2 separate regions of the Homo sapiens genome follow, and region 2 is linked to region 1. Evidence: chromatin loops called from intact Hi-C (ENCODE). Cell type or tissue: thyroid gland. All regions are shown on one strand. Each heading gives the region's core, and the rest is flanking DNA. Links, peaks and the distances in the headings are about the cores only.

Region 1 (8,599 bases), core at 600-8,599:
AAATAACAATATAATGAACATATTTTCATGAACTATAACTTCATTTTCCAAAACTCAAAAGATATAATGAGAAGAGTGGCATGACTTTACATATTTGCAAATCTTTTTTGTAGGGAAGGGGTCTCCCTATGTTGCCTAGGCTGCTCTTGAACTCCTGGCCTCCTCAAGGGATCCTCCCACTCCGGCCTTCCATAGTGCTGTAATGAGTCATGAGCCACTGCACCCGGCCTTGTAAATCTCTTTAATTCCTGGCCTAATAGAAGGCAACTGCTTCTGAATTCAATCTGTTGTGATATGTTGTTTTAGTTGAAGTATATGAAAAAAATCTGGCCTCACACAGACATATCCTTGGAAAAAAGGCAGCCATTTCAGACAACTGTGGATGTTCTTTAATGCTACAGCCAAACTCAAGTGGTAATTTATTAAAGATTAACCACAATATGGAGTCTGAAATGATATCAATGAACTTTTTGCACTGTTACATTAAAATCCATTGGTTTGTCTTGCCCTTTTTTTTTTTTTTTTTTTTTTTTGAGATGGAGTTTCTCTCTTGTTGCCTAGGCTGGAGTGCAGTGGCACAATCTCAGCTCACTGCAACCTCCGCCTCCCCGGTTCAAGTGATTCTCTCACCTCAGCCTCCCGAGTAGCTGGGATTACAGGCGCCTGCCACCACGCCCAGCCCTGTCTTGCTTTTTGAAGGGATTTTTCACCCATGCATGACTTTGTAACACTGTGCATTGATAATTTGGAAAATACTGGTTCACTGAGTTATACAGATCTTCCAAATGTTTACACACTTCATTACACATATCACAAAATCACATTCATTACCATCACTACTGATCTCATCAGAAGACATTCTTAGGTGACTTTGATATTGTAGTAGGACTTTTACTGGGATGAGTAGTGGTGTAAATACAGTAACAAACAAACAATTGGAAGCCACTGCTTTTAACACTTGCTGAGGTACCATTCAGCGCAGATTCAATATGGTGAAAAAGGCAAATAACGTCTTATTATGAAAATTAAGTTTGACCTTGCAAACTCCTAGAAAGGGTCTTGGAGATTCCCAGTGGACTGCAAACCATACTTTTGAGAACCACAAAGGTAGGCAATCCCTTGCAAAGTAGAATCAAGACAAAATGAGAGAAGGCACCTTAACAACAGGAACAAATGGAGGGAAAAAAATGAGTAAATTTAAAAATTATCAGACTATGTATAGTCTAATTTTAAAAATTACTCCAGTAATTTATATAATTACACTCACATTTATAAATGCATACATATATAAAAAAAATTTTTTTTATGAGTATAAATAAGGCAATCAAGCCAGACAGCTTAGGTTGGAGGTTGGAAACCTGGTTCCTCTACTTAGTAGCTGTGAGACCTTAATTTAATTATCCTCCCTGTGCCTCAGTTTCCTTATCTATAAAATGAAGATGATGAAAGCACAACCCCCTGGCCAGTTAAATTCTAGGGAAGATTAAATGAACTAACGTAACTGCTTAAAAAACATCTGGCATGTGATAGGTTGTACAAGTGGTATGTTGGCTGCCTTGTAGAACTCTGCCAACAAATATGAAATGGCCAGATTTTCTAGGAAAATAAAAATGACAAAAATGTAGTCAAGAAAAAAAAATCTACCACCCAGGTTGCAGAACAGCCTAACAAGTTAGTGTCCTTTCCCAACCATAGTCTTCAACTCTGCTTTGCGGAGTCTCCCTCTTCTGCACATCCTAAGCAGACCCAAAAGCTGTTCTGTAACTTCGGTTAATACAAGTCCAGTCCAACCCAGTGTAATAACCCATCTCCCATCTGCCCCCTGGCTTTAATAATGTCAACAAGGAATCGTCTTTTCTTTCATTCTTCCTTTGCCCTTCCTTTTCTGGGGACCCAAATGAATGAGGTCAAGGGACAAACGTGTCTTAACAAACGAGGGTATAACTGCAGCCTCCTTCTGGTGGTAACTGCTTCTCCCTACATCTCATCCTGGGCAGATTCCACAAGTGGCAGGTGCCCATATGCAGTCTCTGTCCCGGGATGCAAGACACATGAAAAATCTAGCTCTAACTCTGTGAGCAACACAGCTATTGCCCACAGCTATACACCACATAGCCTCTTGCAGCTAGAGTGAAACGCATGCAAGGCAGCTCAAGCCTCGATGCTTTACACAATATCACTACCTCCAGGAAATGAATTAGTTTTCCTACGCCAAACCCAAGGGTATGGCCGGCTTCACAGGCATCCCCACTCCTCCCTTCCACGTCTCTCTCTTCTCTTTTGGGGGATCAAGAAGTCTGCCCCTGACTATTCTTTATTCTCTTCCTGTAAGCTTCCTTCAATGTGTAATTTTCTTGGGGCTTTCTGCCTCAGTTGACTGTGATGGTGGCAAGGAGAGCCATTTGAGTTTGATGACACAGAATTCCTTCTCTTCTGATGCTCCCTTCCTCTCCTGGAGATAGGTTTGTAATATACTGGGAGAAGGTGGACAGTCGGGGATTGAGGCAAGGAGGCTAGTTTGGCCTTTAATCACTCAGTGCAACTAAGGAGCTGCGAATATTTAACTGTAAGGGGAATGAACGTAGAGCACAGAATTATCTTTGCATATCTGAACAATCACTGAGAGTGTGATAAGATTTTCCTATGTGATTCTGTAGTGAGAAAGGACAGATTGATGCAAGTATCAGGGACACAACTTTTAATAATGTCATAGAAGAACCATTAACAGTTACAGCTGTCAAGTTAGAAAAGGCAATGTTATGAACTTCCTGCTACTTCAGAGGCAAAAGATGAATGACTGTAAGGTTGAGATGTTGAGGGAAGGGATACAAACTGACAGGAGACTGGACTGTGTCCCCAGAGTCCTTTGAAATTTATTTTTTTTAATTCAAACATACAGAAAGGTTGAAAAAATAATAGAATTACACAATTATTCTGAGGAACTTAGCTCTGAAGAGAGAAAGAGTAGCAAGAAGACACTGTAACTTGGAAGGCAGAATTTGTTCGTTACAGGTGGCAGCAACATGAGCACCTTTAGGCAATGGGAAAGGACAAAGGAAAGAGGCTGATGATGTAGTATCTGGCCTTCAGATCAATTTCCCAAGGATTTGCTGAAAGCAGCAAAGGTAGAAAAAGGTAGCTTGAATCCCCACACCAGTCCTCACTGGCCATAAGAAGTCACTTCAGTTGATTTCTATATGCCTTAGAAATACTATATGTGCAGTGAAGTGAAAAGGTAAGGAAGCACCACTTTAGATAATCTTCAACCTCCAAAAATGAATTTTATCCATTCACTCATTTAAATAGTTGAGCACAATGAAGTATCAGGCACTGTCTCAGGCTACAGATACAGCAAAGAACCAAAGAGATGTTTCTTGTCCTTGTGGAGCTTACTTACTGGTGGGAACAAGGAGAGTAGAAATCAAGTATGACAGACAATAAGGCAGAATAGGGAGGGCAGAAGGATAGCGGACAGTCAGGAAAGACTTAATTAGAAGGGTGACATTTAAGCAGATTTCAACATAGTGAAGGAGCAAGCCAAAGCTGACACACCAGAGGAGAGTTCCAAGCCCAGAGAACAGAAAATGCAGAGGCCCCATGACAGAAGCATGACTGTTATGTGCACAAAAATAACAAGATGACCACAGTGCAGCCTAATGGGTACTTTAGTACTCAATGGCACAAGATATTTCTCAGTGGTTATTTAGCATCTGAAGTGTTTTTAACAAATTATTAAAAAAACTTTCATTGGCTGGGCACAGTGGCTCACACCGGTAATCCGAGCACTTTGGGATGGGTGGATCACTTGAGGTCAGCAGTTCGAGACCAGCCTGGCCAACAAGGTGAAAAACTCTTTCTACTAAAAATACAAAAATTAGCCAGGCATGGCGGCAGGCGCCTGTAATCCCAGCTACATGAGAATTGCTTGAACCGGGAGGTGGAGGTTGCAGTAAGCCCAGATAGTGCCAATGCACTCCTGCGTGGACAACAGAGTGAGACTCTGTATCAAAAAAACAGTAACAACAACAACAACAACAAAAAAGATAACACATGTAAACTGTGTAACCGTGCCTGAAAAAGAAAACTAACAGTTAATTATTATTACTTCAAAAAAAAATAGTAATGGTAAAAATAGAGCTCCTCTACCTGAAGTGTGGGTGTTTAGTCTGAAATCCTAAATGCTTGCTCTGTCCTTTCTGAAACCCCAGCACTCCTGGGGCACTTTACATTGGACCAAACTGAAGAGGACCCAGAGCATCAGTTAGAAAGGTTACAGAGGCTACATAAACCTATCTTGTTGAATGGTTGCCAATTAATAGCTGTATTCTAAATTACAATGATCTGTACTACTAATGAAATCTGTTAAAGCTCAATAAAAATTAGAACAAGTCAAGTTTGAATAATAAGCATCCTTTTATTTGCTGACGCCATTACAAAAACCGATTACATTAGCAACAAAAAAGTGTTTTCTTGAGTTGAAGTCAGAGGCAGTTACTTCCCAAAATGTTAAGTAAAACAGTGTACAACATCAGTATTAAAATGTTAAATTTTACATTGTCTTTACCACTTTGATCTTCTGAACAATTTTATTGAGCAAAATAAGATAAAAGATTACATGTTTATCTTCAGGAATGTAAAGGTCTAATTATTCAAACAGTTTTTATTATAAAACTAAACTCTGAAGGTGTCTACAGAGTTGGCTTTTTTTTTTCCTTCTTTAAATCAGTAGTCTAACAAGGATTAGAAAAGACAAAACTCTGTTCAGTGTTTCTGACAAAGTAGAAAGGGTGAAAACATAAATAAGGCTTTAATTTGGCAAAATATAATACAATGCCTTTTTTATCCTCAAATGAACAGTTTCCCAATTACTTCACTCTGTAAAAGATCAGAAAGAATGAATTTCACTTTAAAACAAAGCAACAGAAGGCAATCAGAAGACATTTGTCAAACACCAAAAGTACATATTCCATTTGATCTAGCATGGCCCTTTCAAATAGACTCAAAGCAATTCACACTAATGGTAATCAAACTGAGAAAAATCTCAGGATTCAAAGGAAACAAGCTTTTAGGTAGATACTTTTAAATGTGAGCCAAATTCTGTTAGAAAACATTTAAAACAACAACACTGGTAATCCATTTTTATTAGTCCTACTCAAGAGAATGTAAAGCTAAAGTGAGTGAGTAGCACTGAAAAGGGGTTGAATACAACCTTACCCCAGTGAATAAATAATTTAAAAGAGCAGAAATAGATTTTTTTTTTTTTTTTTAGGTCATATGAAGTTTTCTAAGTCAGATAAGATGACTAAAGAAATTAAACTTCAAAAGCCATTAGAGAGACTAAGAGGACTTAACAAAACACAACATGTTAAATTTTGCCTTGGATTCTGGTTTGGGGAAAATAGTTAAAAAGCTATTTTGGGTACAATTGACAAAATGTGAATAAACGTTTAATATTGGATAGTACATAACTACTATTTTGTCTTTTTGGTTGTAATAATGGTACCACTGATTGGTAAAACAATGTCTTGTTTTCGGAGATGTGTGCTAAAGTACTTAGAGATAAAATGTCATAATGACTAAAAGTTACTTTCAATTAGTTTAACAACAAAATATGTAGACATATAGAAAGAGATGAAGCAGGTGGAGGGTTTACGGGTGTTGTACTATTCTTTCAACTTTATGTGTTGAAATAAAAAGTTTAGAGGAAAGAAGCAATTGGAAAATTAAAAAGCAAAGTTATCACTGGCTATTAACAGTTGATCGGAAAGTCTAAAAAGATCACTAGTACATTAAACTCTAAAGTGCTATGTAAACACAGAAAATGAAAACCTGATCCATATGATAGCTAAGGTTCAGTGTAGAAATAAGATAAGTTTTTCTCCAGAGCATTAACTCTTGTACTTCAGGAGCCCTACAAAAGGACTTTTTCTTTCAGAAACACTTAAGAATCTATTTGTTAAAGGGAGTACAGAGAGTACACACAGAGCTTCACCTCCATTTCTTCTGGATACTACTGTAAGCCTCTCCAATACGCTACTGACAAACCAAATATCAACTTTAGGAAAAAGTCAGAATTGATTGACAAAACTTCTAAGAGGCTGGCCAAAAAAAAATAAAAAGACAAAATGAGGAGAAAAGAAAACAGTGACAAAAGGGATCAGTGAACACAGTGCCTGAATTAGGGAGAAGAAAAGCACTGATTAAGAACACAAGCCCTGTACCCAAATTACCTTGATTTAAACCCCAGCTCGCCCATTTATTAGCCGTATGACCTTGGACAAGTTATAGAATCTCTTTGGGTCTGTTGTAACATGGTAATAATAATACCTACCTACCTAACACACAGGGTGGTTGTGAAGATTAAAGGAGTTGCCACATGTTGGAAGCATGCTTATGCTAACAGGCATACTCATGAAGTATCAGCTATTTAAATTATCATCCTCCCTCAACAGGATTCTATAAACTGGTTCCAAGATAAGGTAACCTGGGATAATAAAGTTTTCTGATTTGGTTAGAAATACACCTAGAAAACTTAGAAACCAGGCAAATGTGAAACATAAAGAGTAGATATCTGGGAACAAAAAAGTATATTATAAAATGCCAATACTGTCAATTCATATAAAAGGCATCTTAATCAATCTCCCACTCCCCACAAATGGAAAGCGGAGGATGGTACCCTTTTCTTTTTTTGATGGGGGGAGGAAAAATAGGTAATGGGGAAAAAAATTTCCAAAAGAAAAGTTTTCACAAATTAAAGATATCAGTTAAATACACCTACCCCTACAGCTCTAAGAAACGCTAAGTACTATGTATCAGGATTTAGAAAAACTACATCAATGCATATTATTTCTTGCATATTTGTTTTTAAAAACAACTCTCCCTTTATTGAATATGTGCAGCATTATCATAAACAATTCATAAGTACTTGTGTATATTTTTAAAGGTTTCTTGACATTAGATATATTAAGCTATTACCTACATTCTAATGATTGAGAAATGTGTATTTTCAATGTAATCATCTCGTGTCAGTTTAAATAGAGTATACAGGAGGGAGAATATATGTAGCAAAAATGATAGCTAAGGATAAAAACCTGAGGGTAACACAAACATTTAACGGGTATAAAGAAGAGCTACGGGAACCAAAACATAAGTACACAAGGAAGAATTATCAATGTCAATGCCAGGTAGAGCCTAAGGAATGAAGAAGTTCGAGAGTGCCTGGTGGGCCTCTATTTTCATAACAATCCAGCCTATCATTCATGATATAATACTGTCAACCACCCACTTGCCAAACTTGGACTTATGTTTATCAGCTGACAAAAGAATGTTGTGCTATCAGTTAGGAGGGGAGCTGCCTGCCAACTGCGTTGTGAGGGTATACAGACATATTTTAATAAATTACTATAATTCTGCAAATCAAAAAGAAAAAGTGTTATTATCAATGATTCATATGTCTCAAGTGTAATACAATTAAAACAAATGTGGCAATGGACAAGCCAAAAATAGTTCACAAGACTTAAAATGAGCAGACTATGTATTTAGGAAGAAAAGGAAAATATTAAAGAACATCTATGAGATGCTAAAGAGAGAATATCGCTTAGGTCGAAAGGCAAGGGGTAATAGGCAATCTTTTAATTGTTTAAGCTCTCTAGAAATGAAACCCTTCCCTTATAAGACAAAGGTCTAATGTCAGCATTTTTGACATATTTCATTAAGTACTTTCAGTATCTGATCACATGCAAAAGAAGGGCCTATATTGGATCTAGCAATTAGGGATCATTAATGATTTTTGCAAAAATGATTTCATTGAAATAGCAGGAAGAAAAGCCATTCTAGAGTGTATAAAGTAATCAATAACAATAAATAAGTAGATAGAGAGTATTTTCTTAAGAATACTAAATAGTAAAAAAGTAAAAAAATAAGGGTGGTAACCTGAAGGAAGTACAAGGTTAAAATAAGCCATCTGAGCATGTTTTCAAGACTGAACAGAGGGAGCCAGTGGAAAGAATAAGGCTGAAGTCCTGGGAAGAAGCGATGGAAGTTTCCCTAGGAAGCAAGGTTATTTCCTAATTTGGAAAAGCGAGGAAATGTGGCAGAATTTTTACATTGGGAAACTGGAGAAGTCAGCTTACCAAGGATAAAAGATTTGAGCTGAGGCTTAATTACTTTTGTTGATATGTTGAAGAATGAGCTGGGCTTATTATATGGAAAGTCATGTTAGAGATAACTGACCTGAATTAGCATTTTGAAGGAGAGCATGTGTCAAGGTAGGCCAGAGGATGATCACTCTAAAGTGAGACAAAACGCTCCTGTAAGATCAAAATGGAAGTCCATCCCAACTTTTCCAGGATACCTAAGCTCTCCCTGAGGCCTTGTATAGCCCAACACAGTATTATCAGGGGTTCTGAAAGGGATAATTCAGTGATGAGTTGCCCCTCAGGGTCTCCAGGATATCATGATTGTTTTAGAGAAAATATCTTCAAAAGAAGAATATCTGAAGTATTCAGTGCATATCTGAATACTCTAATTACACTCTAGGCAGTGTGACTTAAGTTATTCATAAAACAGGTAAAATCCAGGTAGCAACAGAAAAAAAAAA
Region 2 (8,599 bases), core at 1-8,000, 73 kb after region 1:
GAAGGAAGGGAAGGGAAGGAAGAGAAAACCCTTCCCCATCACCATAATTCCCAGCATCCCACATCCATTTCCTTACATATTGACAAAATACTCTTAGTTCCTTTTCTACCAATCATTCCTCAGCTAATTGCAACCTGATTTTTATCTCTTTCATTCCACGAAAGGATTAACTCAGATCCCCCAGTGTCCCAAATGCCATATTCTACAAATACTCATTACTCCTTATTTGACTACTCTTTGGCATTTTATACTTTTGGTCTCTACCCCTTTCTTAAAATTATCTCCTCTCCATTATGCTAAGTAAAATATGGCAGTGACAAAAAGATAAATATCGTATAATTTCACTTATATGACATTCCCAGAGTAGTCAAATTCATAAAGACAGAAAGTAGAAGGGTAATTGTCAAGATATGGGGGAAGGGGGAGGGACGGGGGAAAAGGGGGAGGCAGGCAGAATGGGGAATTAGTGTATAATGCGTACAGAGTTTCATTTGGAAAAGATGAAAGAGTTCTGGACTTGGCTAGTGGTGATGATTATATAAGAATGTGAATGTACTTACCACCACAAAACTACACACTTAAAAGTTGTTAAAATAGTAAATTTCATGCTGTAATTTGCCACAATAAAAATAAATAAAATAAATTATCTCCTATCAGTTCCCATGATAATTCTCTTCTTACACTTGAAATATTCCTTTGCGGTATCCTTTGGGAACTGCTTCTACTGAATACTGCTTGTTCTCAGGGTTGGGGCTTCAATTAAAATACTTCCCTTGGATGAGCTATCTACTCCCATGCCTTCTACTACCTTCACGCTTAAGGCTTCTGAATCTACTTTTCTACATTTACATACCCTACTGCATCCTGAGTTGCTCTACGTAGATGGCCCCACAGGCATTGGAAACACAAACTGGAAGTGTTCTCTTCTCAATTCACATCTAGTCTCTCTCCAGTATTACCTATTTTAGTGCTACCAACCATCTGCCAAGCACAAGTTGGCAAACTTTTTCTGCAAAGGGCCACGTAGTAAAAACTTTAGACCTTATAGGACATATGGTCTCTGGTACAACTATTCAAGTCTGCCACTGCAGCATGAAAGCCAGTCATAAACATATTATGAATGAGTGAATGAATGTAGCTGCATATAAAAACACTTTATGAGTACTGAGATTTTGACTTTTTTTTACATTTTTACATTTCTCAAAATATTATTCTATTTCCCAACCATTTAAAATGCAAAAAGTGTTCTTGGTTCATGGGCATAAAAAAAGGAAGTGGGCTACATGCGGCTCACAGGTTGCAGTTTGCCAACCCCAACCTAACTCAGAACTTGGGAGATCAGCTTTAATCCTATCTTCTCCTTTATCTGCCACACCTCTATATAGTGAGGTTATTCGTGTCATTCTTACTTTGCATACTTCTCAACTTTGTTTCTTCTGTCACTACCATAGTTCAGGCCTACATCTTAATTTTAGAAAACTAAAATAACCTCTTAACTAGTCTGCCGGCATCAAATACTGCCCCATGAAATCTGTTCTTGCTAGCTCTGCCAAAAAAATCTTTCTAAAACAGAAATATGACCATGTAACTAAACTGCTTGAAAATCTTCAACAATGGCTAACCTAAGAAGTCCTAGCTCCCTGGCACAGTATCCAAAAACCACCATGATCTAGCCACTGCTATCTTTTCAGCTCTGTTCCCTACCACTCTCTATACCTCACGTTGTATGGCTCAATAATACACTGTACTCTTGCAGCTCTGTGCCTTTACATGATATTCTGCCAATGAGTAATGAGACCCCACTATCTGCTTGATGAAGCGATTCAATGCTCAGGAACTGCCTCCCCTGTAAAGCCTTTCAGCCCAGCATAAGCAGTAGTTGCTTTAGCTTCTATATTTCCTCTATACTTTCTCTATCTCCTACATAAACCACATTTTTTTTACTGGCTTACGTGTCCTTTTCCCCAACTAAAACATGTAGTTCTTACTATGCCTTGATCCTAGCTGACATGCAAATATTTAAAATCCAATACAACCGGGTCAAGCGTGGTGGCTCACGCCTGTAATTTCAGCACTTTGTGAGGCCAAGGCAGGCGGATCATTTGAGGTCAGGAGTTCGAGACCACTCTGGCCAATATTGTGAAACCCCATCTCTACTAAAAATACACGCCTATAATTCCAGCTACTCGGGAGGCTGAGGCAGGAGAATCACTTGAACTTGGGCAGCAGAGGACACACTGAGCCAAGATCGCACCACTGCACTCCAGCCTGGGTGAGAGTGTGAGACTCCCATCTCAAAAAAAAAAAAAAAAAAATCAAATATAACCTCCTACAAGTTAAGACACACAAATGACTTAATGGTACATACAAGTCCTTTCAAATAAAACAAACTGTTTACAGTTTCACACATCGCCACGCCAATTTTCAAGGCTTTTCCATTGTACCTATCAACCCCCTTTCCCTGGAATCTCCCTCCCCTCCCCATCCACCCAAAAAACCTAACTAGTACTTAACCAAACTTTAAAAATTTCTGGCATTACTTGCTTTAAGTGGTCTACCTTAGAATTCCTACACTGGTTTAGACATATCTAGACCATTACACTAAATCTTTCATAATGACCTATCTGTGTCTACAGCTAGCACACGACTACCTCGAAAACGCACTATTCATCTCTGTAGCCCTAATACCTAGCATAATGCCTAGCATAAAACAGATATATGATAAATGTTAGCAAAATGAAGCAATCAAGGGTGAGAAATGATATCTGATTTTAGCTTTTCACCTTTAATTCTTACCATATCATTTAGAAAGTTCGTAACTGCTGATATTTACAGGTCCTAAGTGGTTTTAAGTAAAATAGCCAAAGTTGGATATTTATAAGATGTATGGGGTTTTTTTTTTTTCTTTTAATTTCTTGTAGAGATGAGGTCTCACTTTGTTGCCCAGGCTGGTCTCAAACACCTGGGCTCAAGGGGTCCTCCCACTTCAGCCTCCCAATGTGCTAGGATTACAGGCATGAGCCACTGCATCAGGCCCTGAAGTTTAAAGTGCTATTTTATGATCAATACTAATTTCTACCAGCAATTAATGTTAATGAAGCAAACACATAATGAAATGAATAATCATGGTTTCAAATTCAATATTAAACATTCTGTGTATGTACCTAACAGAATATCTCAATTCCAAGCTCCAAATCATACAATAAAATTAAATAGATTAAATAGATTACAATACCGCTTCCATTTTTAGACTTCTTCTGCCCTGGTTTCTTCTTCGAGGCAGCTGCTTCAGAGGGAGGGGTGGGCTGTTTAGTAACTGGGACAGGTTCTACTTTTTTGCCAGGAATCTTTGATGCGTCACTTTCTTTGATGACCTGCTCTTCAAGCACAGGCTTTTGTTTCTTTTCCTTCTTTTTTCTTTCCCTAACACTACTTGAAGTTTCAACGACATTCAATGGAACAGGTGCAACTTGATCATCTTCTACTGCCAAAGCATCTGATAATTTAAAGTCTCGAGGTACACTCTCAGAGTCGGATTCATGGAGGTTTCCATTCTGGATTTCTTTCTTTTTATTCTTTTTCTTTTCTGCTTTCTTTTTATCTGTTTTGGTAGGAATAAGCTTTTGTTCTCTTTTCTGTTTTGCAAGAACTTCATCATATAATGTTTCTTTCATGAAAAGCCAGAAGAAGAGGAAAATTACTGTAATAACTATTGAAGGAATAAGAACAATAAAATATGCTGACTCATAAAACTCCATGGTACTTTTGTCAATGTGATCCTATAAAACCTAAATAGGGAAGAAGGTGGGGACAAAAAAAAAAAAAGAACCTGTCAGTCTCATAAAAATTAAAGTCAAAACTGCTGCTCTTTCAAGTGGCATTTCAAATCTAACCTGACCTACAAATCTAAACAGGTTAGTTCTTTAAATCACATTCTTGATTTATTTGCCAACTACAATTCATATATACTATGAAAAATAAGACAAGTGGTAACTAGAAGGAGTAGAAAACATCCTTCCATTTCTAAATCATGTGAAAATATCCTAATTGAAGAGAAAAAATTTAAATATTCATTACTTTCTTTTCCCGAAATATCCACTTTTGGTACTTTATTAGTAGTTAACTTTTTTGTTTATTGTACAGTGTTGATAACTACTACACGTGAAAATAAGGAGGTACTATTACCAACTCAATGGACATTCATTAAAAGTGTCATATTCTGAAATGCACACACACGCAAAAAGAGGTGGTTTATTTACAGATTAAGACCAGTCACCAACTGCTTGCATCTTTACACCAGTGACTATCAGCCTCATGATGCAGTGGGATCTATCAAGGATATAAAAATCTAATAAAATTAAAATTGAAATGTTAGGATGTGGCATTTTGCATTAAAATAAATTACAGACCAAGCGCAGTGGCTCATGCCTGAATCCCACCACTTTAGGAGGCTGAGGCAGACGGATCACTTGAGCCTAGGAGTTCCAGTCTACCCTGGGCAACATGGCGAAACCCTGCCTTTACAAAAAAAAAAAAAAAAAAAGACAAGAAAATTAGCTGGGCGTAGTTAAGTGAGCCTGTAGTCCCAGCTACTTGCAGGCTGAGGTGAGAGGATCACCTGAGCCTTTGAAGTCGAGGCTTCAGTGACCTGTGACTCTGCCACTGCACTCCAAGCCTGGGCAACAGAGCAAGTCTCTGTCTCAAAAAAATAAAATAGTGAAATAAATTACAAGTTAGGAACTTATCTCAGTTTTTTAAAGGCACCCCATACTGCACAAAACAAGTTATACAGCAAAAGCGAGGCTGCCATCAACATCCTACCGAAATTGCTAAATAAAAGGCTTTGCCTCATCAACAGAACATCAGCCCTACTTTTAGATGGACTCAGTAAGTACGCCCGGGGCGGGAAGGGGGCGGGTGGCGATGTAATTTGACTACCAACATCTGCCTTGAATATACATATCACTTACGTGAAGGGTAGTTTCTGCTAAAATTAAATCTCAAAGTATAAATGATTCTGATGTTGAGATTCTAGATATTGATGCTCCTTACAAACATGCATAAGCCACATAAAAGTGACTTGTATTCTTATTCATCTCAAATGTGTTGTAGAAAAAGACAAGGTATATAATACAGATATAATTAAACATCAGGACATGTTTAGGATAAAGCAAATTAAAGTTAATTGCTACACTTTTAATGTAAAAATAAATCTGAGAATTTTTTAAGTTTTTAAATTATCAATTTGGAGAGTCTTGATATGTCATGATTAGATAAAGAAACCAAATTCTACCTAAACGGGTAACTTATTCTAAGAATTATTTTACACCTAAGAAAATACCTGATTTTAAATTGGATAAATGTGAGTTTATTGAATATAAGACTTTGCCAGAACTGTAACAACACGGGTTTGAACTGCACAGGTACACTTACACATGAATTTTTTTTTTAACCAATTGTTACTGAAAATACGTATTTGCTGGACGTGAAACCCAAGTATATGGAGGGTCAACTTTGTATACTCAGGTTCCACAGTACTCCAGGACTTCCAGCATGCTTAGATTTAGGTATACACAGGGGTCCTGAAGCCAATCTCCTGCATATACCAAGGAATGACTGTCGTTTGTTCAACAGGCATGCTATTAATCTATATGACTGAAGTAACATTTCATACTTCCATAAGCAATTTTTTAATAGTATTAGTTATACCCTAGATTTACTAAGACAAGGTTTTAACAAGTTAAGGGGGAAAAGGAATCATGTGCTAACAAAATACTAAAAGAAACTCCATACAGAATTGTTTCCCTGATAATTCAAATTAACATGAACTATCCAGGTTTTAAAATTAGACACATTTCACTGTGCCTCCATTAAGTGTGATTCGTCAACCAGGAATGCTTTAAAAGAGCCCAGAATTTTTTTTTAAACATAGCATCCATAGAATACACAGCCTATTCAACAAAAGCTGGGCAGTCGAGGGAGAAAAAACACAAAACAATGAGTTGGAATGCTTCGAGTTTTTGCTTTGGTGAAGAAGAGACGCTAAGGCACTTAGCAGCAGTAATAGAAGCTGAAAAAAGGGGTAAAAGTCAAAAAGGCCTAATGAATAAGCTGCAGCCCTGTACAAACCTAGGTTTTAGGAAAGCAGAAATTATGATCAAGCACAGCAAATTCACCTGTATAGAAAGAAAAAGTAGCAAATGTTCAAGAAGAGAGGGTATGAGACCACAAGAATTCTGAAACACTGATTCTTCAAATGTTTTAATGATTTTCTAGTTTCCTTTCCCAGGTCCCATATATAGGCGTGAAGGAATCAAGCTTTCTGTCTCTGGATTTTCACGGGAGTCTCTCTTCACACAATTCAATTCACCTTCACTTGAGCTCACCTGAGTCTCACTATGCATTTAGAGGAACCTAACTAGACACCAAGAGATGAAGAATCAAGAAAATGTTTGCTGCAGCCATAAAAAGGAATGAGATCATGTCCTCGGCAGGGACATGGATGAAGGTGGAAGCCATCATCCTCAGCAAACTACCACAGGAACAGAACACCAAACACCACATGTTCTCACTCATAAGTCGGAGTGGAACACTGAGAACATATGGACACAGAGAGGGGAACAACACACACCAGGGCCTGTTGCGGGTGGGGGCTGAGAGGAGGGAACGTACAGGATGGGTCAGTAGGTGCAGCAAACCACCATGACACACATATACCTATGTAATAAACCTGCACGTTCTCCACATGTATCCTGTTTTTTTTTTTTTAGAAGAATAAAAAAGAAGAAAATGTTTGCATTCCTTTAACCCAACAATCCCAATTCTTTATCCCTAGGAATTTATTTGCAAGAAAAAAACATATAGAAAGATGTTCACAGGCTGGGCATGGTGGCTCATGCCTGTAATCCCAGCACTTTGGGAGGCCGAGGCAGGCGGATCACTTGAGGTCAGGAATTCGAGAGCAGTCTGATCAACATGGTGAAACCCCGTCTCTACTAAAAATTCAAAAATCAGCCGGGCGTGGTGGTACGCGCCTGTAATCCCAGCTACTCAGGAGGCTGATGCAAAAGAATCACTTGAACCCAGGAGGCAGAGGTTGCAGTGACAGTAAGCTGAGATCGCGCCACTGCACTCCAGCCTGGGCAACAGGGCGAGACTCTGTCTCAAAAAAAAAAAAAAAAAGTTCACAGCAATATTACATAAAAACTAAGAAATAAAACATTCAAAATCAGAATGATTTCAATCAGCAAATATCAACTCAAAGTATAGGTATTAAAACCATGAACACTAAAACTTTGTTAAATTCAATTCAATGCTGCTAAAAAGTCAAAATCATATGTAATTATATGATCAAAACATTTTATGTATGCAAGTTCAGTACTAAGGAGTTGTGCCAGAATCATGGGGACAGTCTCATTTGCCTTAATACTCTAGTTTTAAACTTTGTTTATGATAAATTCATAAAATATTATTTTAAAAAGGCAAAACATGAGTGTTTATTGAATAAATACTACAATACCAATAAATATACCTCAAATTCACATTTTACCCATGAGCATCAGAATTACATGAGGAGGAAAAAAGAGGAGACAAAAAGGAACTGAGAATGAAACAGGAAAATTCAGGGAAGAACAAAGACAAAGTTTTAAAAGCAGGGAGGCAAAACTGAAAAATAAAAGTAAAGAGGTTGAGACAAAGTTAATTTAGCTCTGGGTAATAAGAACCAGGTCATTAAAATTTTCTAAGTCCACAGTATACAATTCAATACATGTTTGTTGAGTTGAAAAACATGGAGACATGTAGACGCTCATGTTGTTCTTTCACACATGGAAGAAATAACACTGGTGATTTTTGCTAACTCACAACCCGAGTTTTCACAAAAAATGTGTAGTATTTTTACACATTTAAGAAATGGGGTCTCTATATATACACTGCTCAGGCTGGACCACATTGGCTATTCACAATCCCTATGATAGCGCATTGCAGCATCAAACTCCAGAGGTCTTCCCACTTCAGCCTCCCAAGTGGCTGGAACTACACTACAGGCATGTACCACCTAGCCTGGCTTACCCTTTCTAATATTAGTTACCTCTTTAACCTCATCACACATAAGTCATAATAGATTCCAATCTGAATGCAATAAACAGCCAGTGGTGGCAAATAGGATTTCTCTGTCAAGAGAACCAGGAGAGAAATATCCATGGAACAATAGGAAAGCAAGTCCAAACTATTTTAAAACCACATTCCACACCATTGTCTTTTATCTTTCACTCGGACATAAATCTTTCAAGAAACTGATAAAGATACTGACCCGCTTTCTCAAAGAAAAAAAGTATCCACACTCACTAAGTTTTACATATAATCTCCAGGTTTCTGGATTCCCTGAAGAATATGCACGGGCCCCAGGTTTAAAATCCTGCTCTATATTGAGAGTTTTCATTCCTGCCCTATCTTAAAAGAACTAAAAAAAAATTATAATAAGTTAACACGCATAATATGTAAGTCGTGTTTCGTCAGAGTACGTATTACAAATACTAATCAAATAGTTTTAAAATTCTATTTACTCGCTCTCCTATAACTTACATTTGTTCATACAAAA

What was found. Hi-C counts contacts between places; a loop is a spot of excess contacts. Peaks named below come from ENCODE experiments on the same cell type or tissue, not always from the same donor. Only the 100,000 strongest peaks of a DNase experiment are listed, where the experiment ranks them.
Region 2: it touches region 1 in a loop (2.3-fold over the local background); 2 of 110 quality-filtered maps call a loop at or near these places.

What each region holds. Positions count from the first base shown.
Region 1 is chr14:55,680,375-55,688,973 of GRCh38, reverse strand. It overlaps KTN1 (kinectin 1), which reads right to left. Exons shown (of 44, transcript NM_001079521.2): 44 at 4,395-4,875. The coding sequence ends at 4,871. Among named protein-coding and RNA genes, the nearest start is that of KTN1, 100 kb to the right of the region's middle. In thyroid gland, for the core only: no CTCF peak of the experiment used is centred there; a DNase peak (open chromatin) is centred at 3,633; H3K27ac peaks cover 2,188 bases.
Region 2 is chr14:55,607,208-55,615,806 of GRCh38, reverse strand. It overlaps KTN1 (kinectin 1), which reads right to left. Exons shown (of 44, transcript NM_001079521.2): 2 at 3,236-3,788. The coding sequence starts at 3,758. Among named protein-coding and RNA genes, the nearest start is that of KTN1, 31 kb to the right of the region's middle. In thyroid gland, for the core only: no CTCF peak of the experiment used is centred there; DNase peaks (open chromatin) are centred at 3,316, 4,636 and 4,886; H3K27ac peaks cover 529 bases.